3 separate regions of the Homo sapiens genome follow, and all the other regions are linked to region 1. The links are chromatin loops, found by intact Hi-C in ENCODE. Cell type or tissue: endothelial cell of umbilical vein. All regions are shown on one strand.

What was found. Peaks named below come from ENCODE experiments on the same cell type or tissue, not always from the same donor. Only the 100,000 strongest peaks of a DNase experiment are listed, where the experiment ranks them.
Region 2: it touches region 1 in a loop (8-fold over the local background); 6 of 110 quality-filtered maps call a loop at or near these places.
Region 3: it touches region 1 in a loop (4-fold over the local background); 10 of 110 quality-filtered maps call a loop at or near these places.

What each region holds. Positions count from the first base shown.
Region 1 is chr2:232,603,152-232,611,151 of GRCh38, reverse strand. It overlaps LOC105373929 (a long non-coding RNA gene), which reads left to right. Exons shown (of 5, transcript NR_187951.1): 2 at 353-420. It also overlaps a transcript of EFHD1 not described here. Among named protein-coding and RNA genes, the nearest start is that of EFHD1, 26 kb to the left of the region's middle. RefSeq lists enhancers at 5,067-5,236, 5,277-5,326. In endothelial cell of umbilical vein, a CTCF peak has its summit at 4,910 (motif pointing left); a DNase peak (open chromatin) is centred at 5,001; H3K4me3 peaks cover 359 bases; H3K27ac peaks cover 249 bases; H3K27me3 peaks cover 185 bases.
Region 2 is chr2:233,439,226-233,447,225 of GRCh38, reverse strand. It overlaps DGKD (diacylglycerol kinase delta), which reads right to left. Exons shown (of 30, transcript NM_152879.3): 10 at 5,231-5,339; 11 at 1,464-1,603; 12 at 430-514. Among named protein-coding and RNA genes, the nearest start is that of DGKD, 89 kb to the right of the region's middle. RefSeq lists enhancers at 3,468-3,517, 3,538-3,647. In endothelial cell of umbilical vein, a CTCF peak has its summit at 3,500 (motif pointing right); a DNase peak (open chromatin) is centred at 3,505.
Region 3 is chr2:233,025,808-233,033,807 of GRCh38, reverse strand. NEU2 (neuraminidase 2) reads right to left here and starts at 1,136. Exons shown (of 2, transcript NM_005383.2): 1 at 936-1,136. The coding sequence starts at 1,136. In endothelial cell of umbilical vein, a CTCF peak has its summit at 4,763 (motif pointing right); a DNase peak (open chromatin) is centred at 4,767.

The DNA of each region.
Region 1 (8,000 bases):
GGCCAGAATGCAGTAATACAATCATAGCTCACTGCAGCCTCAACCTTCTGGGCTCAAGGGATCCCCTCATCTCAGCCTCCTGAGTATCTAGGACGATGGGTGCACACCACCACGCCTGGCTAAGTAAAAATAAAATTTGTAGAGATGAGGTCTCATTATGTTTCCCAGGCTGATCTCGAACTCATGGCCTCAAGCGATCTTTCCGCCTGTGCCTCCCAAAGTGCTGAGATTACAGGCGTGAGCCACTGTGCCCAGCTTAATGTCAGTATTTTCTTTTAGTCAGGTCTTGCTCTGTCACCCAGGCTGGAGTGTGTGGTGCGATCATGCCTCACAGCAGCCTTGACATCCCCAGGCTCAGATGATCCTCCCACCTCAGCCTCCTGAGTAGCCGCGACTACAGGCGCATGCCACCACACCCAGGTAATTTTTTAATTTTTACAGAAACGTAGTTTTGCCATGTTGCCCAGGGTGGTCTCGCACTCCTGAGCACAAGCAATCCACCTGCCTCAGGTTCCCAAAGTGTTGGGATTACAGGCGTGAGCCACCATGCCCTGCCAGCCCAGTATATTTTTTCGGGGCGGGGGGACGGAGTCTCACTCTGTCGCCCAGGCTGGAGTGCAGTGGTGCTATCTCATTGCAAGCTCCGCCTCCTGGGTTCAAGTGATTCTCCTGCCTCAGCCTCCTGAGTAGCTGAGATTACAGGCATGTGCCACCACACCTGGCGAATTTTGTGTTTTTATTAGAGACCTGTGTGTTGCTCCCTGTGGAATGACAGGGGCAGGGTCCTGACCAGGCCCTCTCTCCTCAGTGGCTGGAGGAGCTCACCTGCCCCTACTCCCCAGATAGGCCCAGCCTCAGGGATGGGAGGGCTTTCCGTCCCCAGAGGGGCACTCCCACACCCAACCTCCACAAGGAGCTGATGGCAGGTGGGCCTGGGGCCTCAGCCTTGCAGAACAAACCTGCTGTGATATAAACAAACAGGGACAGACACAGGCAACCCTGTCTGAAGGGTCCCCATTTCCCCAACTCGGGCTTTGGAGAACCCACAAGGACTACCCAGCCCCTCCTGGTATGTGGCGGGACAGGCGCTGTGCCCTGAGCCCTCTCCTTTCACCTTTGGGGTTTAATGCATGTGTGAGGGTTGGAGAAGGAGCCAGTGTTTTGGGGACGCTGCCCCTGTCATTCCACAGGGAGCAACCACAGTGACCTTGGTAAGTATCAAAGGCAAACGGTGCTTCTCCCACGTTACTCTCTCCTCTGAGAAAGGAGACCCGGAGGAGCTTCAGCCACCACTCCCCTGGCCGGGTCCCTGCAGAGGCCTCAGGGCACACCTGGAGTTTTTGTGTTGTGTGCCAAAAGGTAAGGCCAGAAAGGTGAGGATTGATTGTGTGTCGGGACTGTTTCCGTCTCATCTTGGGTGAGTCTTGCATCAAGGGAGATGCCTGGGCTGGGCTGAAGGTGAAGGAGCAGGAGGCCTTTGGGAGTGGAAGAGGCTGAGTGTGGCTCAGGTGAGGAGGCCGAGACTTCCTCCTTGGCTGTCTCTGGGTTTAACTCTGGTCAAGACAGATATCCTTCCTACTGGGGGGCCACTTAGGGGGGCTTTAGTCAATTCATCTCTGAATCCCTGGTACCCAACACCATGCCTGGCACACTTAGGCACTGCAACAAAATGATAAAGGAAGGAACTAACAAATAATTGAAGTGAAAATTTATATTTCACTTGACCTTGCCTTCCCTGATCAGACTATGTTTGCAAACACTTCATTTTCACTTTAAGAACTCATGCATCTTGGCTGGGTGCAGTGGCTCATGCCTGTAATCCCAGCACCTTGGGAGGCTGAAGCAGGCAGATCACCTGAGGTCAGGAGTTCAAGACCAGCCTGGCCAACATGGCGAAACCCTGTCTCTACTAAAAATATAAAAAATTAGCCGGGCATGGTGGTGGGCGCCTGTAATCCCAATAACTCGGGAGGCTGAGACAGGAGAATCACCTGAACCCAGGAGGCAGAGGGTGCAGTGAGCCGAGATTGCACCACTTCACTCCAGCCTGGGTGACAGAGCAAGACTCCATCTAAAAAAAAAAAAAAAAAAAAAAAAGAACTTATGCATCTCATGTTTTAAACATTTTTTTGGTCTTGTAATAGAAGAGATTCATCCATTCAAATGTATTGTGATAGTGATATGTTTCAAAATGCTTTTTCATTGTATTTTATTTTATTTTTTGAGATGGAGTCTTGCTCTGTTGCCAGGCTGGAGTGCAGTGGCGCGATCCCGGCTTACTGTAACCTCAGCCTCCTGGGTTCAAGCGATTCTCTTGCCTCAGCCTCCTGAGTAGCTGGGACCACCGGCATGAGCCACCACACCCAGCTAATTTTTGTACTTTTTAGTATAGACGGGGTTTCACCATATTGGCCAGGCTGGTCTTGAACTCCTGACCTCATTTTCCGCCCGCCTCCGCCTCTCAAAGTGCTGGCATTACAGGCGTGAGCCACTGGGCCCGGCTGTTTTCTGGTTTTTCTTTCCCTCTCTTTGCAATGCTGATCAAGTGTTTTCTTCTCTTTTTCCCAAGTACAATTGGCTCCCCATTCCCATGGGATTCAACCAACCATAGATCAAAAATATTCAGGAAAAAATATAACAATAAAAATCATACAAATAAAAAACAATACAGCAGGACAACTATCTACATAGCATTTACATTGTATTAGGTATTATAAGTAATCTAAAGATGATTTAAGTATATGTAGGTTATATGCAAATACTACACCAATTCATTTATTTATTTATTTTGAGATGAAGTCTCGCTCAGGCTGGAGTGCAGTGACCCAATCTTGACTCACTGCAACCTCCGCCTCCCGGATTCAAGTGATTCTCCCACCTCAGCCTCCTAAGTAGCTGGGATTACAGATGTGCACCACCACGCCAGGCTAATTTTTGTATTTTTAGTAGAGACGGGGTTTCACCATGTTGGCCAGGCTAGTCTTGAACTCCTGACTTCAAGTGAACCACCTGCCTTGGCCTCCCAAAGTGCTGGGATTACAGGCATGAGCCACCACGCCCGGCCTACAGCAATTTATATAAGGGACTTGATTCCATGGATTTGGTATGGGAGTCCTAGAACCAGTGCCTCCTCAGATACTGAGGACTGTAGTTCCATATTATCTTGTTAGTGGTTACCTTCAATTCATTTTATTTGACTTTTAATTAATTAATTAAAAAAAATAGAGACAGGGTCTTGCTGTGTTGCCCAGGCTGGTCTAGAACTCCTGGACTCAAGCTGTCCTCCCGACTTGGCCTCTCAAAGTGCTGGGATCATAGGCGTGAGCCACCACGCCTGGCCCTAACCTTAAATTAAAAAAAAAAAAAATTTTAGCCTGTATTTTCTTTCCTTTTTTTTTGAGATAGGGTCTTGCTCTGTTGCCCAGGCTGGAGTGCAGTGGCCCAATCACAGCTCACTGCAGCCTTGATGCTGGGCTTAAGCTATTCTCTCACCTCAGTCTCCTGATTAGTTGGGACTATAAGCGCATGGCACTACACCCAGCTAATTTTTTTTTTTTTTTGAGACATTCTCGCTCTGTTACCCAGGGTGGAGTACAGTGGTGCGATCTCGGCTAAGTGCAGCCTCCGCCTCCCAGGTTCAAGTGATTCTCCTGCCTCAGCCTCCCGAGTATCTGGGGTAACAGTTGCCTGCTACCACGCCAGGCTTTTTTTTTTTTTTTAATTTTTAGGAGAGACGGGGCTTCACCATGTTGGCCAGGCTGGTCTTGAACTCCTGACCTCAGGTGATCCCCACCCGCCTCGGCCCCCCAAAGTGCTGAGATTACAGGCCTGAGCCACCGCGCCCAGCCCGACCGGCTAATTTTTAAATCTTTTGTACAGATAGGATCTCACTATGTTGCCCAGGCTGGTGTCAAAATCCTGGGCTCAAGTGATCCGACTGCCCTGGCTTCCCAAAGTGCTGGAATTACAGGCATGAGCCATTTAGAAATAAAATGGGCCAGACGTGGTGGCCTGGACCTGTAGTCCCAGCACTTCGGGAGGCTGAGGTGGGAGAATCGCTTTAGCCCGGGAGGTGGACGTTGTAGTGAGCCGTGATCGCGCCACTGCAGCCTGGGCGACAGAGCCAGACCGTCTCAAAAGAAAAAACATAATAAGAAAAAAAAAAAGTTATGATGTGTCTCCAGATTGGGGTGTGCCACTGAGGCCCATTCCGTGCACCCCAACTTTATTTTTTTTTAATTTTTATTTTATTTTATTTTTTTGAGACGGAGTCTCGCTCTGTCGCCCAGGCTGGAGTGCAGTGGCGCAATCTCAGCTCACTGCAAGTTCCGCCTCCCGGGTTCACGGCATTCTCCTACCTCAGCCTCCCCAGTAGCTGGGACCACAGGCGCCCGCCACCACGCCCGGCTAATTTTTTTTTTTTTTTTTTTTTAGTAGAGACGGGGTTTCACCATCCACAGGATGGTCTCGATCTCCTGACCTTGTGATCCGCCCGCCTCAGCCTCCCAAAGTGCTGGGATTACAGGCTGAGCCACCGCGCCCGGTCGCACCCCAACTTTAAAGATGAGGGTCGGTGCAGGTGAGGAACCTGCTCAGGGTCCCCCAGCCCCAGCGCCGGGTCTACCCACGACTGGGAGCGGAGGATGGCGGTGAGTAAAAAAAGAAACCTTCCTCATTCACTGACATTCCAGGGGAGGACGATGGGGACTTCAGCACACCCTGGGATTGCTGCAGGCTGGGGTGTCTCTCAAGAGTTTCGAGTTTAGATTCTCTGGGAGACCAGCCGGCGCGGAGAAGGCTTAAAAGCCCAGCCGATCGCAGACCGTGCGCGGGGCAGGGAAGCGAGGGCCGGGAGTGCCCTCCGGTGGCGAAAGCCAGGAATTACCGCGCACCTATTCTGGACCAGAGTAAAAATCGCCTGGAAAACGTCGAAAATCGTAGACTCTCAAGGGTGAAAGGGGATTTAAAGAGCACTTACTGCAACTCTCCCATCGTATGTCTGGGGACTGTCAGCGTTACAGATCTTGGCCTTCACAGGGACAGTACGGAGAAAGGCAAGCAGCCGCCAAGGCCGGGGTATCCGCCTGCACTTAGCGGGGCTCTCGGAAGCCGGCCTGGGGATGAGCCAGGCGTCCTCGGGCCTGGTGCTGGCGCCTGGCGCGCCCTCTGCTGGATACCGCCGCCTTGTCAGTGACTCGAAATTTGCTCAGAACCGATTTTTTTTTTTTTTTTTTTTGATATGGAGTCTCGCTCTGTCGGCCAGGCTGGAGTGCAGTGGCGCAATCTCGGTTCACTGCAACCTACGCCTCCCGGGTTCAAGCGATTATCCTGCCTCAGCCTCCAGAGTAACTGGGATTACAGGCGCGCATCACCACACCCAGCTCATTTTTGTATTTTTAGCAGAAATGGGGTTTCACCATGTTGGCCAAGCTAGTCTCGAATTCCTGACCTCAAGTGATCCTCCCACCTTGGCCTCCTAAAGTGTTGGGATTACAGGCGTGAGCCACCGCACCCGGCCCCGAACCGAATATCATACCCACAGCATTATTCATTCAGCAATGTTTTTCTGGTACTGAGGAGCCACGTCCTTACGGCGAGAGGAAGCTGGGGGGCCACAGAGCAAACTGTCTGATCACTTGGTTTCTAATCCTTCCCTCCCTCCCTCCCGCCCTCCCTCTCTCTCTCTCTCTTTTTTTTTTTTTTAGACAGAGTCTCGCTCTGTTGCCCAGGCTGGAGTGCCGTAGCGCAATCTTGGCTCACTGCAACCTCCGCCTCCTGGATTCAAGCAATTCTCCTGCCTCAGCCTCCTGAGTAGCTGGGATTACAGACCCATGCCACCACGCCCGGCTAATTTTTGTATTTTTAGTAGAGACGGGGTTTCACCATGTTGGTCAGGTTGGTCTCAAACTCCTGACCTCGTGATCCACCCGCCTCGGCCTCCCAAAGTGCTGGGATTACTGGCGTGAGCCACCACACCCGGCCTCTTTTTTTTTTTTTGACGGAGTCTCCCTCTGTCGCCCAGGCTAGAGTGCAGTGGCATGATCTCGGCTCAGTTGCAACCTCTGCCTCCCAGGTTCAAGAGATTCTCCTGCCTCAGCTTCCCGAGTAGCTGGGATTACAGGTGCGTGCTGCCACGCCTGGCTAATTTTTTTGTATTTTTAGCAGAGACAGGGTTTCACCATATAGGTCAGGCTGGTCTCGCACTCCTGACCTCAGGTGATCCACCCACCTCAGCCTCCCAAAATGCTGGGATTACAGATGTGAGCCACTGCACGCGGCCTGGCCCCTAATTCTTTAACATCCCACTAAGACAGGGGGCTCTGGCATAGCATCTGGGTGTCTGACTCCATCACCTCTGGGGAAGAAAGCAAAGGTGGTGAGAAGACGCTGGAACCGGCCAGCCCTGGAGGCGGGGTCGGCTGGGGCACCTCCTTCCTGGCCTCTGCGCCTACTAGACGCCTAGGCTGGTAAGGTGCTTCCTTATCTGTAAAATGGGACCACAATGATCTGGCTATCAGGGCTGGGAAGGCTTGAATGAGCTTATGTACTCGGAAGAGCCTGCTGGGCCTGAAGGGGAAGGGCACTGTGGGAAGCGTGGTGTCAGTGCCAGGACTTAGGGAGAAAAAGAGGCCTCAGGCTCCTGGCCCCAGGCATGTGTGTTTCCCCATCTTGCTGAGCTGTGGGAAGTGGGAAGCTGGAAGAGAAGGGAAGAGGATGAGCCGTGTTTCAGACCCTGAATGTTGAATGTGGGGTGACAGTGAAGTCTCGTGTCTACTGGGCAGGTAGGGTAGGGAGAGAGACAAGAGCCTGGGTACCACAGAAGACGACCACCTGAGGTCTTGTTGGCATGAGATGGAGGAGCAGAGAGGGGAGGATCTGACCCACGGCCCAGGCAGGAGATCAGGAGACCCACCCTGAAATGAGAGTGAGACGGGTGTTCTCCAGGCCACGGACGATGCAGAACCCGGCAGGGTGGGCTGGAGGCTCCAGGAGAGAGCGGTGGCAAAAGAGTGGTGTCTGCTGCCCCAGAGCGTTCATTTCAGAGGCTGGAGAGGGAAGAAAATCAAGAAGGAAGGAGGTGGCCGCGAGCAGCTGTTTTTAGCTGAGAAAGGAGAAATCAGTGAAGGGTAAGACGAATAAAAGATAGAAGGGGACAGGAAACTGTCTTTTTAAAGGAAAAGATCATTTGGTACCTATGAAGAAGCATCTGATGAAGGTCAACATCCACCCCTGATAGAAACTTTGGGTAAATTAGCAGTAGAATGATTCCTTGAGTGAATATGAAGAAGAATCCTCTCTAGGTAGCTGTAGGAAATCCTAGAAGCACTGAAGTTCAGTCTACAAGGAATAAATCCCAGTGGCACTGCAATCATTTGACATTTTTTTCTGGATATTGTGGCCAACGCAATGACACACAAAAATAAAGTAGTGTAATGACTGGGAAAGGGAGAGGCAACAATTATCATGATTTAAAGCCAAAAAACTCAGAGCCACCAGCCTCTCCACAAAACGAAATAAAACAAAAGTCTCACAAAAGCCAAAGCATTGTCATCCGAGGAGAGCGAGGGGGAAGAAAACTTAGTAGTTTTTCTTCTTCTCTTCCTCCTTCTCCTCCTCCTCTTCCTTCTTTCTTCTTCATTTCTTCTTCTTCCTCTTCTTTCTTCCTCCTCCTCCTTCCTCCTCTTTCCTCCTCCTCTTCTTCTTCCTTCCTCCTTCCTCCTTCCACCTCCTCCTCCTCCTCCTCTTCTTCTTCTTCTTCTTCTTCTTTCTTCTTTTTTTTTTTTTTAATAGAGATGGGGTCTCACTTTGTTGCCCAGGCTGGTCTCAAGCTTCTGGGTTCAAGCAATCCTCCCACCTCAGCCTCCCAAAATGCTGGGATTACAAGGGTGAGCTGCCACACCCAGCCAATTGATTGGTTTTTGGTGGGGAGAAATTCACACACATTTCTTGATAACCCGAGGTCATAGAAGATTTTGTATTGTTGAGAGTGCAGTAGGAAG
Region 2 (8,000 bases), 840 kb before region 1:
ACAGAGAGGTGGGACGGGGCAGGAGCCGGGGGGCTAGGGGAGAGCCGCGGCAGAGCCGGCTAGAGCATTCCAGGCACGTGGGCACCGCGGCGGGGGAGGGAACGGGCGCGCACCGTTTGGGGCTCACTGCGCAGCTGAGGAGATGCACGGACAGGGTGGAAAGGCCATTAGGAGGACCACCCCACCACCCGGCAGGGCCTATGACAACCCCAGGAAGCCCCTAGAGGGTCACAAAGCCCAAAAGGCCCCTGCCAAGGGGAGTGAGAATCCTCTCAGCCATGGGTTCACCCTGCGCCTCCGCAGGCCTGACTGTGACACCCCAACACCAAAGGGGAGGCGTCTCTGCAAGGGAGGTGATGCAAACCGCTGACAGGACAGTTCTGATCACATCAGCATGCGAGCAGGGTGTGAAGAACAGGCCAGCAATACCTCGGAATCCTCGCTGAAGTCTTCGGTGACGGTAGAGGAGGAGGCCTGCCGGGGGAGCTTGGCCTCGTATGCCATGACGCTCCACCTGCACACACAAGGTCAGCTGCACAGGCGGCAAGACGTGCAGGCCCACAAGGGTGAACCCTGCGCCGTCCGCTTTCACGGCTGGCAGCCTTGATCTTTACACCGTTTCTGACTTCATTTTTAGGCCCTTGGTCTTGACTCTGTCCCATAACTTGGCTGAGAACAAATGTCTGCACTCCACAACTAACGGCAGTACAGCTCCATAAAGAGAGGAAGGTCTCCCATAAATGGCTACCTTGAGATAAGATGCTGCTTCTGGGAGAAATGGATTTACCCTCCTCAAGAGAGCTGCAAATGGCTCAGCCAGCTGGCCCAGTGAGATGAGCATTTCACAGGCCCCAAGGCACACAGAGGAGGCCTGAAATGGTGGGGGCATTGCAAAACCACAACTGTGCTCAGAACTCCAGGCTTCTGGGAGCAACTAGGAAGGCTAGGAGGCATCTCATCAGCACCCCATGTGCCACAGGCATGTGGTCAGTGAGTGCCAAGTGTGTCACTCGGGACAACAGTACCTTACTCAGGGAAGGTGTCACAGTGGCTTTAGGCACTAGAGGATAATTTCCCAAAACTTCTTCTGGGAACAGAATATGAGAAAATGAAACTGTTCAAGTAAACGACAAGGAGCATTCTTCCGATGGGTATTAGATCTCGGGCTGAAGCAGCCAAAGATGGCACAGCTGCCTTCTCCACGGCCCTGACACACTCAGGCTTGGCCTTCTGGGAAGACTGGATCATCCTAGGGCATGGCTGGTTCTTAACCTGTTTTGTTTTTATCCTTGTCATAATCTGACCAAATATCAAAGACTATCCGAATATATACTCAGGTCAAATCTTTACAAATAATTTCAGAGGGCCCATGTTTTCCACAGACCCCAGGTTAAGAACACCTGGTCAAAGGGACCTGTCTCTCAAAGTCTCCTCATACGGCACCGGAGCACATCCCCACTCACCTGTCCAGCATCTTGGTGCTGGCTCTCTCCAACTTCTCCAAGATCTGGGGGAGCTGGGTGTCGTCATCGCAGGCTGAGCCCCAGCCCAGTACTCGGGCCAAGTCGTTCCCTGTGCCGAGCGGCAGCACTCCCAGCTGACACTAAGGAAACATGGGGGACGATGCGCAGGCAAACACCTGGGGGCAGGGGCCACTTCCCAGCCCGCAGCCCTCCTTGTCCCCCACCGTGAGGGTTACGTTAGCAATGTGGGGACGTGACCTAAAACCACGCAGCTTACACATTACAGGCAGAGCCCACTGGAGGGGACAGATGGCATTTTCCTTGGCAATGAGACAGAAACATGACTGCCCTTGAGATAAGATGCTGCTTCTGGGAGAAATGGATGAGCCACAGGTCCATCTCTCAGCTGTCATCACATCTTGATGGTCAGCCCCTCACACCCTCTCTGATCTGTCTCCCAAATCCCTCTGCTTCCCATTTTCACCACCGTGACCACAGCCCCAAGGAATCACTCTGATGCCTCGCCACCCGTCCCTCCATCCACTACAGCATCTCACTCACTAATGCCAAATTCTTCTTCCAAAAACATCACTAGTATCACTTCTCTCCTCTAAATCCTATCCAAAAAAGGTGCCAGGACCATCCTCAGTCTGGAGGCTACCCTGGAGCCTTGCCAGAGCTCAGCCTCTGCCCGCCTGCCTGCTGTTCCAGGAAGAGACCTCATGCATTACTCAGGCCTCACCCTCCACCTGGATTCCCATTTCAGAGCTCCAATGAGATCCCACTACACCATTCCATTGCTTAGGAGGCCTCTTAAAATGCCCACTGCCCAGAGCTCACCAGCCTTTGACTCTGACAACAGAGTGACCAGGGCCATGAAGGCTGCGGTGGAGTGTGTGGGGAGGCGTTACTGTCCTTGAGGCAGGAAACCTGCCGTGGTCCAGCCTACAGCACCGTACAGCCCTCTGCCCACCAGGTGGAGGTGACCATGCTTGAGGCCCTGCCGCCTGTGGGGACAGCAAACACCAGGGAAGGTCCTGCCTCACCAAGGGGACATTTGGCAGTAGGGGAGGCAGGAGCGAGCAGGCCAGGACACCGGAGCCGACACACTAGATGGAGAGAACCCAGTGCTGAAGGGTGCCCAGAGGGTCTGAGGACTCCGCGAGGGCTTCCTGGAGCCTTAAAGGAAAAGGAGAGCAGCGCACAGCAGGCATGGATGGTGCTCCAGGCAGGGAGACACCACTGGGAGGGGGCAAGGCAGAGCTCAGTGAAGAGGAGGACAGCGAGGAAACAGGAGGCAGACAGGCAGAGAAGCAAGCAGGAGGCAAAGCTGGGACTCTTAAAGGTCTGGACTTTTCCCAGAAGCATCGTGCTTGGGGGGTGCACAGGCAGAAATGCCCCGGGAAAGGTCGCCTGGGTGAGCTGCAGATGGACAGAGGCCAGGGTACTGTGGGTGGCAGGACTGAGGACACAATTAGTGAGAAACAGGCAGGAGGAAGAGACGGACGAACCAAGAACAACTGTCCGATTTCCTGGCTCAGACATCTAGATGGATGATGTTTTCAGACTCGAAGGAAAGGAACGCAGGGTGGGGGCTGAACGTGGTGTAGTGTTGGAAACTCGAGGCACTAGGAGACATCCAGAGAGGCCCAAGGCTCAGCTATCAATTGAGGCGCCCCCAGGAGAGAGACGACAGCAGAAGCCCTGCAAGTCGCTGAGCGTTCAAAAGCGAAGGAGGAGAGGCCCCAGCAAGGCTCTGAGGACACAGCGTTAAGGGAAGGGTAAGGAGGGAGAGGCCACCATGGAGCAGTAGCAGCCAGGAAGACAAGAAACCCCGAGGCGGCAGGGGCCCAGCGAAGGCATGGCCACCACATCAGGTGTCAAAGAGACGCAGGGGAGAGAAATGTGTGCTGACCTTGGCTGAACGTATGAAAATCAGCCACAAGGTTCCACTGTCTTCCTAACTAGTGACAGTGAACTTGCAAGTAATACACAAAATCAAAAATTAGAGTAGTCTATGCTAATCCACCAGCAGGCGGCACCACTTCTCCTCCTGAGCCACTGGCCTCACGGCCCGAGCTGTCAAATCCACCCACCTGGAAATACTACCAAGTGAGCAGAGCTGGGTAGGCACCACAGAATCACTGAAAAATACATCCACGTCACACAGAAGACTGAATTTTTTAAAAATGGGGCCATAATAAACATAAGAAAATACAGATGCAAATCTTAATCTTGGGGTGTAGGCAGCTGCAAATATGACAGACGTTGACAAAAATCATGAAAGAAAAGACCACCCCCCAAAAAGGATGTTGAACTGACAAACGACAAACCGGGAAAAAAATATCTGCAGTGACAGATAAGAAGTTAATGTAACAATAATCCTCACACACCCATTTTTAAAGGAAAAAAAGGTGAATACTCAAAGAGAAAATGAGGCAAAAAAAAATATGAACAGGTGATTTATTTAAAACTTCATAACCAACTGAGGAGGCGTTCAACTTCACCAGGAATTAAAGAAGTAAAGGTCAGACATTTTTTGGTCTACTTAGCTGGACAAAAACTAAAGAGATGAACAGCTTGGATGGTGCACGGGGAAAGACAGCTTTAAAGGCATCAGGCATGGAAGCTGGCACAGCCCTGAGGAAAGGCAGTTTGTCAGCACATTTCAATACTTAAGCTTGGGTGCGCTCAGAGAGGAGACCACTGGGAAGTGATCTCCGTGCTCACACATGGAGGTGAGCTGGCCCTGGGCTCCCGGGTGTGTCCAGTGGAAAACGACACACAGATGCCTACTTACAGACACAGGCACAAGGTGTCTGCAACATCTTAATTAGTGGTTTTTTAAAAGCAGTAACAGGCCGGGCGCGGTGGCTCATGCCTGTAATCCCAGCACTTTGGGAGGCCAAGGTGGGCGGATCATGAGGTCAAGAGATCGAGACCATCCTGGCCAACATGGAGAAACCCTGTCTCTACTAAAAATACAAAAATTAGCTGGGCGTGGTAGCGTGCGCCTGTAATCCCAGCTATTTAGGAGGCTGAGGCAGGAGAATCACTTGAACCGGGGAGGCAGAGGTTGTAGTGAGCCGAGATCGCACCACTGCACTCCAGCCCAGCAACAGAGCAAGACTCCACCTCAAAAAAACAAAAACAAAAACAACAACAACAAAAGCAGTAACAGAATAGCCCGTTTAAATTACAAGTGCACTGTGCATTGTATGTACTGTGATCAAGAGAGGTCAGAGACAGCAAAATGTTGGCACTGGCTGATCACCTGGGGAGGCCGTGGCTTGGTGTGGAAATTAAATGACTATATGAACATTTTTATACACAATCAGGAAAATCTATTTTTATTTTAATACAAAAAACTAAGTCCAATGAACCATGACTCTGACTTGAGAAACTCAAGTATACTGCCGTCCCCTTCTCACAAGCAAGAGGCCTCAAGACAAAAATTACCCAGTAAAGCAACAGCCCCACCCAGCCCTGCTCCCCATGTGGGTCCTTTGTGGGCAATTCTTTTCGTAGCTCCCTTCAGGTCCCCCTCATACATCATGGCCAGAGCCCCCGGGCCTCCACAATGCCAGGGGGTGGCCCAGGCTCTCCCCTCTCTGCCCTGGCCACCAAACTGCACACTCCCCAAAACCACCAATGGTTTCTGGCCTGAGAACAGGTGCTCCGAGATGAACAGGAGCTGAGACTGCATGATTTCCCTCTAACCTCCGCACCCTCTCTGCTCCTGGCTGGGCTCCCTCCTGTCCTGGTACCTGTTTATGAAGGTTGAGGCTGTCGATTTCGGAGAGGACCCAGCCAACACTTCCATCCCCGCCACAAACCAGAATCCGGAATGTGTCAAACTTCTGGAATAACCGTAAGCTGCAGAGAAAAGAGAAAGGCCGTGAAATGACATCCATTCCACAGGACAAATGACAGGCTTGTCAGTACGGGGCTGAGGGGCCACCTGTGCTCCTCATGGCTGACCTGCACCAGAGGCAGAGCACGCACAGGCCCTGCCACGTGACACCAGCCGCCTCCACTCAGGGTCCACTTTGTCAAAGGGACGACAGCAGCACTGGGGTCCAGCCAACTGCTCCCACCAGCCACGCCCCACCCAGCGACAAGACCACTCAGCTTGGTGAGCCACTGCACGCTCTGCAGACATCACAGGCAAAGTGGTGGGCCAAAACTGCATCCCCTGCCAGGCTCACGGGCACAGCCTGCCGTGGCCCCTAACCATGTGAGCCCACCCTGCGTCACTGTCCCTGCCCCATCCACATGTGGCCCCTGCCAGCCTTCCCAGCATGCCCTCTGGGCTGCCTGCATCACCCTGCACCCTCAGTCTTGGCACTCCCCGGCCCTGGGCCACAGTCTGGCTTCCGCCCTGGCCCTTGTTCTGGTCACCCTGGAGCCCCAGGCTGCCTGACCTGCTGCGGGCTGCGTGTCCCCACTGCAGCACATATGCCTGGGCCCACTCAGTCCTCCGGTGATGTGACCCACGCCTCCTACCCTCCTAACTCCTCGGTTTCCTTCCTTCCTGGGCTCCCCCTGCCCCTGCCCAGCAGCGTCCCCACTCAGGAGACCAGTGCCGCTTCTGCTCACTCCTCATCCTCTTCCTGTGTGACCACATCCAGTTTCAAGGACCACACAGGTGACTCTGGATCAACAGCCCCCAGGCCACTCCTGAAAGCCAACACTTGCACCTGTCCTCCAGAACACACCACTCTGGTATCCCAGGGCACATCCAACAGGACACATCCCTACTCGGAGAATGGTAGCTCGACCACCAACCCAGTCCAGAGGCCAGACCCACCTCCTCTCAGCCTGCAGCCGACCCAGCCCCTCCTGGCAGCCTCTCCTCCACACCCAACCCAGCCACCCGCTCAGGTCACCACCGTGCTCTCGCAGAGTCCCACAGGAGCCTCAGTCACCTTGACACCCTTCCTGAAAGCTCCCCATGAGTTCCAGGAAGACCTTTCTAAAACACGAGCCTGGCCACGGGCCTTGCTTTATGAGGCTGCCCCTCATTTGCAGGAAGGAGTCGAACCTCTTGGCCAGCACCCGCAGCCCTCCCTGACGGCAGGTGCCACCTTTCTGCTGCTGCCTGGCCTGGCCCCACTGCATTCCCTCTTGCCTCGCCTCTGCACAAGCGGTGCCCTCAGCCCAGAAGCCTCCCGCCTCCCTGCAGCCTTCAGAACACTAGAGCTCCTCGGATGCCAGCTCGGGGAGACGTGGAAGGACGCCCAGTTTGACTTGCGACCCTGCCCCCACCGGGTTCCCAGAGAAGCTGTGTCACCCCCACTGAAGTGCCGGGGGACCCTGCGTGTGCTCCTACCCATTCCCTGCATCTGCACTCCCCGCCTGGCTCACCTGCGCACCCTGCCTCGAGCTCAGTGTCTGACCCAGAATGAGTGCTCAGAAGACAGACAGGCATAGGTGATGCGGCACCAAGCCCAGGCTCCACACAGAACACTGACACCTGTAAGGCCCCCTGCTCTCGGGAGAAGAGGTGACAGGTCAAGGCCAGGAACTGGAACATGAAGCAGTAGCTCCAGATTCTGCTGTGAGCTGTGTGAGATGAGCTGCTTCCAGAAATGGTAAATGACGACTCAACTCCCCTTACGCCGCTGTGGGGGCTTCCTAAATCATCCCATCTCATACTTAACTCCCACTACGAAACATGGGGTTTTGCTTGCACACCAAAATGAATATTTCGTTATTCTCGAGTTCAGCTGTGTAACCTGCCCTGCCCACAGCCATTTCACAGCATTCCTCCAACACCCCTGGTACCATGTTTAATAACAACCTCAGCCTGCTTGGTGCATTGTGATAACAGACGTATTATATCTCCACTTTCCCCACTTTTTAACTAAAATTATTTCTTTGCCAGGCAGTGTAATCCAACACTCTTGAGAGGCTGAGGCAAGAGGATCATTTGGCTCCAGGAGTTTGAAACCAACCTGGACAACACAGTGAGACCACTCTACAAAACATTTTAAAAGTTTTGTGAGGCTCAACAAAACATAAAAAAAAAAAATTAGCTGGGCATAGTGGTACACACCTGTAGTCCCAGCTACTCAGGAGGCTAAGGCAGGAGGGTGGTTTGAGCCCAGGAGGTTGAGGCTGCTGTGAGCCAGGATTGCACCAGTGTACTCAGCCTGGGTAACCTAGCAAGACTCTTGTCTCAAAAAACAGTAAAATTAAAATTAAAATATCTTGATCAGCCTACTAGTGAATGCAATCCTCCACCATTCAGATAAGAAGTCTTTCTACAGAAAATGTGGGAGTACTGCCTTTGCGGAAGCAGGCTGGAATGCTGCCATCTGTGACTGCTCTCCGACTGCGCCTGGCTGTGAGTGGGGATGAGCAACACAGAAGACACCCACAGGACCAACGACGAGCAGCATGTTCCTCTTACCCTGGCATGTACGCCAAGGACACGCAGGGAGCTGGCCGAGGTTCACATCAGAGTAGCCCCTGGCTCCTAATACACAGACCCCACTGACTCCTCCCAGAGAAATACAGGCCAGACCACAGGCT
Region 3 (8,000 bases), 420 kb before region 1:
CATGAGCCATTCCCAACTTCATCCTGGTTCCTCCACTTCCCACCCCAGTCCAGCTCACCATCCTTGAATAGCAAAGCCCTGGCGGAAGGTGCAATAACCTGACCAGTACAAGACAGAATGTGACGGTCACCTCTCACCTTCTACACTCCATATCCTACTCATGTAGCCAAGGAGGAGTCACATTGAGCTTCCAGAATCCCCAAGTCTATGTCACATGTGCTGTCTGTCCCCATTTATTAACAGCTACCCCCATTGGGCAATTCTAAGCACAGACACAGCACCAAAAGTCTAACATCCATGGTCTCATCTAATGCCTCAATCCCCAGGGAACAGGTGTTAGTAGCTCCATTATTACAGTGAGCAAGAGACCGCGACAGGGAGGAGGAGTTGCCTAGGCCACATCTGTGGTCAGTGGCGGAACCAGGACTTGAACCCAGGTCCATCTGCTTCAAATCCCATGCTTTGAACAGCTGTGTAGTAATGACCACAAAGGAATGATAATAATATTAAACTCTTCAAATATGATCAGCCAGCCTTGGGTGCTGTCATCAGGATTAATTATTTAATCTATAAAATGGGACTTTAGGACACAAGCCATCACCCCACCCCAAGTCCCCAAGTTAATTTTACTCAAAGGACACAACCCTCCATTATGCAACACTGAACTATTCCTCCGTGAGGTCATCACGGATGCTGGGCAACTCATTCAATCTTTCATGAAAACAGATGGAGGCCAGCTGGACTAATTCACAGTGAACCCAGAGGTCCAGGGAACCATTAGGGGCACTTTCTCTGCTCTATCTCTCCTCCGGAGTACAGCCATTGAGGGATAAAGTTGTCCCTGTATTTCTTGAGATCCAGGACTGGCCCCTGATCACAGCAGCAAAGGGTGTGGCAGAGCCCTGGGGAGCCAGTGCAGACACCTCCTGCCTCACCTGAACCTGGTGGGTGGGTGCGTCGTAGTCTCCTCTGCGCAGGACAATCAGCTCTGCGTGCTCATCCTTCTTGCTTGCCCGCTGTTCCGCGAAGGCCAGCAGGGACTGCTGCCCAGGCAGGTAGAGCAGGGCAGGGATTCTGTAGGCATGGGCTCCCGACTGGAACACGCTCTCCTTCTGCAGGACAGGAAGGGACGCCATGGGGCTGGGGGGTGGACAGGAAGAGAAGATGTGTCACCTGCAGCCACACCTGAGATGGGCTCAGAGTCATTCACCAAGACAGGTGGTGCTCACCCCCTGGCTGAGTGGACCAAAGTCAGGGCGGCCTGTCCTCTTCCCGCGTGGGGTTCATTCTCCTTTCCTACATCTCAAGACCCTGCTTCTTAATTCTGCCTTTGCCTCGGTGGATATCGGGAGGGGGTATTGCAAAAGCGTGTTTTGGATTCGATTTTTATTCTAAGTTAACAATGCTCCTTACAACAGATTTTCGATAACCTCCAGCTGCTTTTGCCAAACCCAGCCCATCAATCCAGGGGCAAACCTCGGGAGGACAGCAGTGCAGGCCGGGTGGCATTCGGCAGCTGCCCAAATGCCAGAAAGTGACACATGGGAGCTTTTTATAACTCCAGAGCCCTAGAAAGTTGTTTCAAAGAAAAGGAAAAAGAAAAAGCATGGCTTCTAAGGCTCTGCTCCCCAGGCTGCCTGAGGCTGAGGCCCGTCTGCCCCCGCTGCTGCGTGGGCTCCCCCTGAGGCAGCGAGGGGGCGGCGCTGCAGTGGGAAAGGAAGAGACAGGGGCTCCTGACAGCTAACCCAGGCTGGGGGCGTGGGGTGCTCCAGAGGTCTAAGAAAATAACAATTAAAAATAAGTCTTCAGCTAAAAAGGGTAGGGAGGGGACAGAGGTAACTTGGGGACAGTGGGTGACAGTGATTTTCGGGCTAAGCTGCCTAGGTCCCTTTAGGAGGATGCATCCCGCAGCTCTGGGGAGTGTTGGCTGCAGGGCCCTGGCCTGGGGAGGATGGGCCAGTTGTTCCCAGATGAAGAATCTGCCCCAGGTCATACCCAAGAAGGGCTGCTTGATGATTGGTCCACTCAGAGCCTGAAGACCCTCTTCCTGAACTCCTGACCAGGAACAGTGCGGCTCCGGAGCTCCCTCCGGGCGGCTGGGCCTTCCCTGAGACTGCATTACAGCCGCCTCTTTCTCTGCTGCTCCTCCCTTTCCCCCAGAGGCTCTTGCCTGCCGTGGGTCTCCGTGTCAGAGCCGGCGTCCTGGGCACCCCGTCTGAGACACAGCCTTTGCAGAGGGCAAGTGGGCAAGAGGCCAGCAAGAGGGGCAAGGTTTGCCTTTGTGCACCCTTTTGTACTGCTCTCATTTTTCTACCACATGCATGCGTTATCTATTTAAAACTTAGCTTCTTTGAGAAATAAATGTAATCTATCAGTCTTTCATTCAACCACAGTGAACGTTAATATTAGGACGATGTGAGAAAATAAAACTGAGAAGGGCAAAAGCTGCACAAGGAAAAAATGTGCTATTCCCTGAACTTCGGTGGGAGATTCATGGCTTGGTGATAGAATCACCAAATTATAATCCAAGGACACAGGCCTTGATAGGTATCGGGAGGCCTATGCTGAAACGCTGTTAGAAAATGTCAGCAGGAAAGAATCAAATATGATAACAAGTAAAAATGAAAATGGAGAACTGTGCAGTTTCACAGTGTTCTCTGGAAAATTGATCAAGGATTTATTTAAGCTCCATAGAGTGGGCTCTGGAAAGTGTCCTTGATGGAAATTCAGCAGAGTTGGTATAATTCAGTTTAAAATGTTTGTATTTAAAATGTCCTCAGGGCCAAAATTTCTGTATGGATTACAATGGCTGGCCTTCTCTACACAATGTGGGAGGAAAGGAGAGAAGAAGTTTAGCTGAGGAAATCTTTTTTTTTTTTTCTTTTTTTTTAGATGGAGTTTCGCTCTTGTTGCCCAGGCTGGAGTGCAATGGCGAGATCTCGGCTCACTGCAACCTCCGCCTCCCAGGTTCAAGTGCTTCTCCTGCCTCAAGCTCCCGATTACAGGCATGCACCACCATGCCCAGCTACTTTTGTATTTTTAGTAGAGACGGGGTTTTTCCATGTTAGTCAGGCAGGTCTCGAACTCCTGACCTCAGGTGATCCTCCCGCCTCAGCCTCCCAAAGTGCTGGGATTACAGGCATGAGCCACCACGCCCGGCCAGCTGAGGACATCTATAAAGACATTCTAGAGGGAAAACAAGACAGAGACGTCTTCGGGAGGAATCACAAGGCAAGACACACACCAGGCCTTTGGGGTTGAGTAGGGGTCCAGCCTAAGGCCTAGGAAACCGGGCTGATGGGCTCCATGAGGTGAGTGTGACCAGAACTGGTGGCTCATGCCTTAGAGAGAAGATGGGGCAAGGGAGAGAACAGAGGCTTCAGGCTAGAACTAGGGAGCAAAGCCACTGGCTGGCCCACCCTCAAGAAGAGAACCACTCTCAATGCTTACAATTGAGATATGTGACCAGGCACAGTGGCTCACGCCTGTAATCCCAGCAGTGGGAGAGGCAGAGGCAGGTGGATTGCTAGAGTCCAGAAGTTCCAGACCAGCCTGGGCAACATGGCAAAACCCCATCTCTACAAAAAATACAAACATTAGCCAGTCATGGTGACACATGTCTGTAGTTCCAGCTACTCGGGAGGCTGAGGTGGAAGGATTGCTTGAGCCTGAGAGGTGAAGGTTGCAGTCAGCTGAGATAGCACAACTGCACTCCAGCCTGGGCAACAGAGTGAGACCCTGTCTCGAAACAAAAAATAAAATAAAATAGAGATATAATTCACATATTATAAAATGTACCTTTTAGAAGTGTATGATTCAGGCTGGGTGCAGCGGCTCACGCCTGGAATCCCAGCACTTTGGGAGGCCGAGGCGGGTGGATCACCTAAGCTCAGGAGTTTGAGAAGTGTATGATTCAGTGGTTTTTTTAGTATTTTCATAAAGTTATACAGCCATCACCACTATCCAATTCCAGAATATTTTCACCACCCCAAAAGAAATCCCATACCTGTGAGCAATCACTCCCCTGTCAATGAAAACAGTCAAACTCTGTAAAATATTTGAAGAGATTTATACTATACTATACTATACTATTTATATATTTGGCTATAAAAGAGATTTATAGCCAAGTATGAGTAACAAATGGCTCGTGACACAGCCCCAGGAGATCCTATGTGCCCAACGTGGTCAGAGTACAGCTTGGTTTTATACATTTTAGGGAGACTTAAGACATAAATCAATACATGTAGGATGTACATTGGTTCCGTCTGGAAAGGCGGGACAACTTGAGGTGGGAGTAGGGAAGGCAGTTTCCAGATCATAGGTAGATTCCAAAAATTTTCTGATTGGCAGTTGGTCAAAAGAGTTTATCTAAAGACCTGGAATCAGTAGAAAGGAATGTCGGGTTAAGATGAGCGGTTAGCTGGGCGCAGTGGCTCATGCCTGTAATCCCAGCACTATGGGAGGCTGAGATAGGCGGATCACGAGGTCAGGAGATCGAGACCATCCTGGCTAAAACGGTGAAACCCCGTCTCTACTAAAAATACAAAAATTAGGTGGGTGTGGTGGTGGGCGCCTGTAGTCCCAGCTACTCGGGAGGCTGAGGCAGGAGAATGGCATGAACCCGGGAGGCGGAGCTTGCAGTGAGCCGAGATTGCGCCACTGCACTCCAGCCTGGGCGACCGAGGGAGACTCCGTCTCAAAAAAAAAAGATGAGCTGTTGTGGAGACCAAGGTCTCATCACGCAGAGGCCGCCAGGTGGCAGGCTTCAGAGCTCTTCGCAGACCTAAAAAGATGCCAGAGTCTTAGTTAATTCTCTCCTGGATCAGGAAAAGGCCTGGAAAGGGAAGGGGATTCTCTACAGAATGCAGATGTTTCCTCACAAGAGACAGCTTTGCAGGGCCATTTCAAAATAAGTCAAAGAAATACATTTGGGGGTAAAATACTTTAATTTCATTCAGGACCTGCTATCTGTCCTGATGCTATACTAGAGTTAGTTTGGAATTTGGTGTCTTATTGCTACAAAAAGTCTGTTTCATCAGCCTTAAGATCTGTTTTAGTCAGGTGCGGTGGCTCACGCCTGTAATCCCAACACTTTGGGAGGCCGAGGCAGGTGGATCATCTGAGGTCAGGAGTTCAAGACCAGACTGGACAACATGAAAGAATCCCTGTCTCTACTAAAAATACAAAAATTACTCAGGCATGGTGGCACATGCCTGTAATCCCAGCTACTTGGGAGGCTGAGGCAGGAGAATTGCTTGAACCTGGGAGGCGGAGGTTGCAGTGAGCACTCCAGCCTGGGTGATAGAGCGAGACTCCGCCTCAAAAAAAAAAAAAAAGATTTGTTTTAATGTTAATGCTGGTCAGCTGTATCTGAATTCCAAAAGGAGGAAGGTGGGAGACACGTCTGACCTCTGACCCCCACTCCCCATCATGGTCTGAACTAGTTTTTCAGGTTAACTTGGGAATGCCCTTAGCTGAGGAAGGGTCCACTCAGTTGGCTGAGGGGGCTTAGCATTTTACTTCTGATTTACACTCCATTACCCAGTCCCCTCAGCGCCTGGCAACCACTCATCTATGTCCTGTCTCTCTGGATTTGCCTATTCTGGCCATTTCATGTAAATGCAGTCATATGCTATGCGGCCCGTGGACTGGCATCTTCCACCAAGCACCATGTTTCCAAGATTCGTGCAGGTTGTAGCATGGGTCAGTACCTCATTCCTTTTCATGGCTCAGTAATATTTGATTGTATGGCTACACCACAGCTATGGTTTGAATGCTTGTATCCTCTTCAAAATTCATGTCAAAACTTAATTCCCAAAGCAATAGTATTAAGAGGTAGGACCAGGCCGTGAGGATGGAAGAGACTAGAACCTTTATGAAAGAATTTGGGGAAGTGGTTTGTCCCCCTCCACCATGTGAGGACACAGTGTTCATCCCCTCCAGGGGATGCAGCAACAAGGCACTGTTAGATATGAGTTCTAAATTTCTTTTCAAAGAATTAATATGTCAGTATGTTCAATTCTTTGCCTTCTACTTTTAAACTTAACTTCCTCATAAAGCAACCTTTTTCGATTACCTTTCCACCCTGACTCATTCCGATTATTCCGATTACCTGCTACCTGCTCTGCCCTGATTCCCGCCAAATCACTTATCCCATCATTCCCTTTAAATTGGCCAATAGGAATTAGTTTAGCCTGTGCGGTCCAACCCTACCCAATAGGGGAACGACACAGCAGTAGGGGCCACGTGAGTCAGGGATAAGAACCCCTTCCCCTCCCTTGTCCAAGTGAGTGCTCACCATTGCTCCATCTGTAAGAGCACACCCTTCTATAGAAGTAACTTGTCTTGCTGAGAATTAAAAAGAAAATTTTATATTTGAGTGCTATTCCTTTTGTGGCACCAAAACTTTATATATAACAGCACCATCTTGGAAGCAGAGACCGAGCCTTCACCAGATATTGAACCTGCTGGTGTCTTGATCTTGGACTTTCCAGCCTCCAGAGAAATAAACTTCTATTATTTATAAATTACTCAGTCTGTGGTATTTTGTTACAGCAACACAAATAGACTAAGTCACTTTTTTTTTTTTTTTTTTTGAGACAGAGTCTTGCTCTGTCTCCCAGGCTGGAGTGAAATGGTGCGATCTTGGCTCACTGCAACCTCCACCTCCCAGGTTCAAGTGGTTCTCCTGCCTCAGCCTCCTGAGTAGCTGGGATTACATATGCACACCACCAGGCCTGGCTAATAAGTCACATTTTATTTATGAATTCATCAACGGATGGGCATTTGGGCTGTTTCTGGTGTTTTGGGCTATTTTGCCTAATGCTGTTATGAACACTAGTGTACAAGTTTTTGTGCAGATATATGCCTCCAGTTTTCTGGGGTATCTGCCTAGGAGTGGAATTGCTGGGTCATACAGTCATTTTGTATTTACCTTTTTGAGGATCTGCCAAATTATCTTCCACAGCAGCTATACCACTCCACATTTTCACAGGAAATGTGCGAAGGTTCCAATTGCTCCACATCCTCATCAACACTTGGTATTATGTCCTTTTAGTTATTTTGATTCCAGCCTTCCTAGTGGGTGTGAAGTGGCATCTCACTGTGGCTTTTGATTTGCATTTCCCTGATGACTAAGGAGGCTAAGCATCTTTGCATGTGCTTCTTGGCCATAGGAGTTGGATTTTAGCCTGGAGGCAATGGGAAGATTTCAAACATTTTTAGACAAGGGAGCGACCCAAGCTGATTTATTTTTAGTAAGTGCCCCTTTTGGTTTCGGGGGGAATAGCACAGAAGGTGAGTATGTTGCAGTTTTCCAGGTGAGATCAAACAAAAACCTGGATGAAGCAGAGACAGTGGTGACTGGGAGGGGCCTGGTTCTTAGAGAGCAGAGGAATCAACATGATCAGGAAAGCAAACCGGGGGAGGCTTTGGGAACACATGAGGTTAAAGTATTTGGAACTGATTTCCATAGTGTCTGTGACTGTGTTCCAGATTCCTCCTTTAGATTCTAATCTCTCTTTTTTTTTTGAGATGGAGTTTTGCTCTTGTTGCCCAGGCTGGAGTGCAGTGGCACCATCTTGGCTCACTGCAACATCTGCCTCCAGGGTCCAAGCCATCCTCCTGCCTCAGCCTCCCAAGTAGCTGAGATTACAGGCTCCTGCCACCATGCCTGGCTAATTTTGTATTTTTAGTAGAGACAAAGTTTCACCATGTTGGTGGGGCAGATCTCGAACTCCTGACCTCAGGTGGCCTGCCACCTCAGCATCCCAAAGTGTTGGGATTACAGGCGTGAGCCACCATACCCGGCCTAGATTCTAATCTCTTTGAGGGTGGGGACAAAGTTATTATTTCTTGCAGCAAGTATTTACTGTGTTCCTACCATGTTCCTGGCATGGATCTAGGAACTTGGGTTACATCATCAGTAAACCAGACCAAGATCCTTGCTCTCGTGGAATTTGCATTCTTCGGGGGATGGAAGGGTTACGATTGTTGCCAAA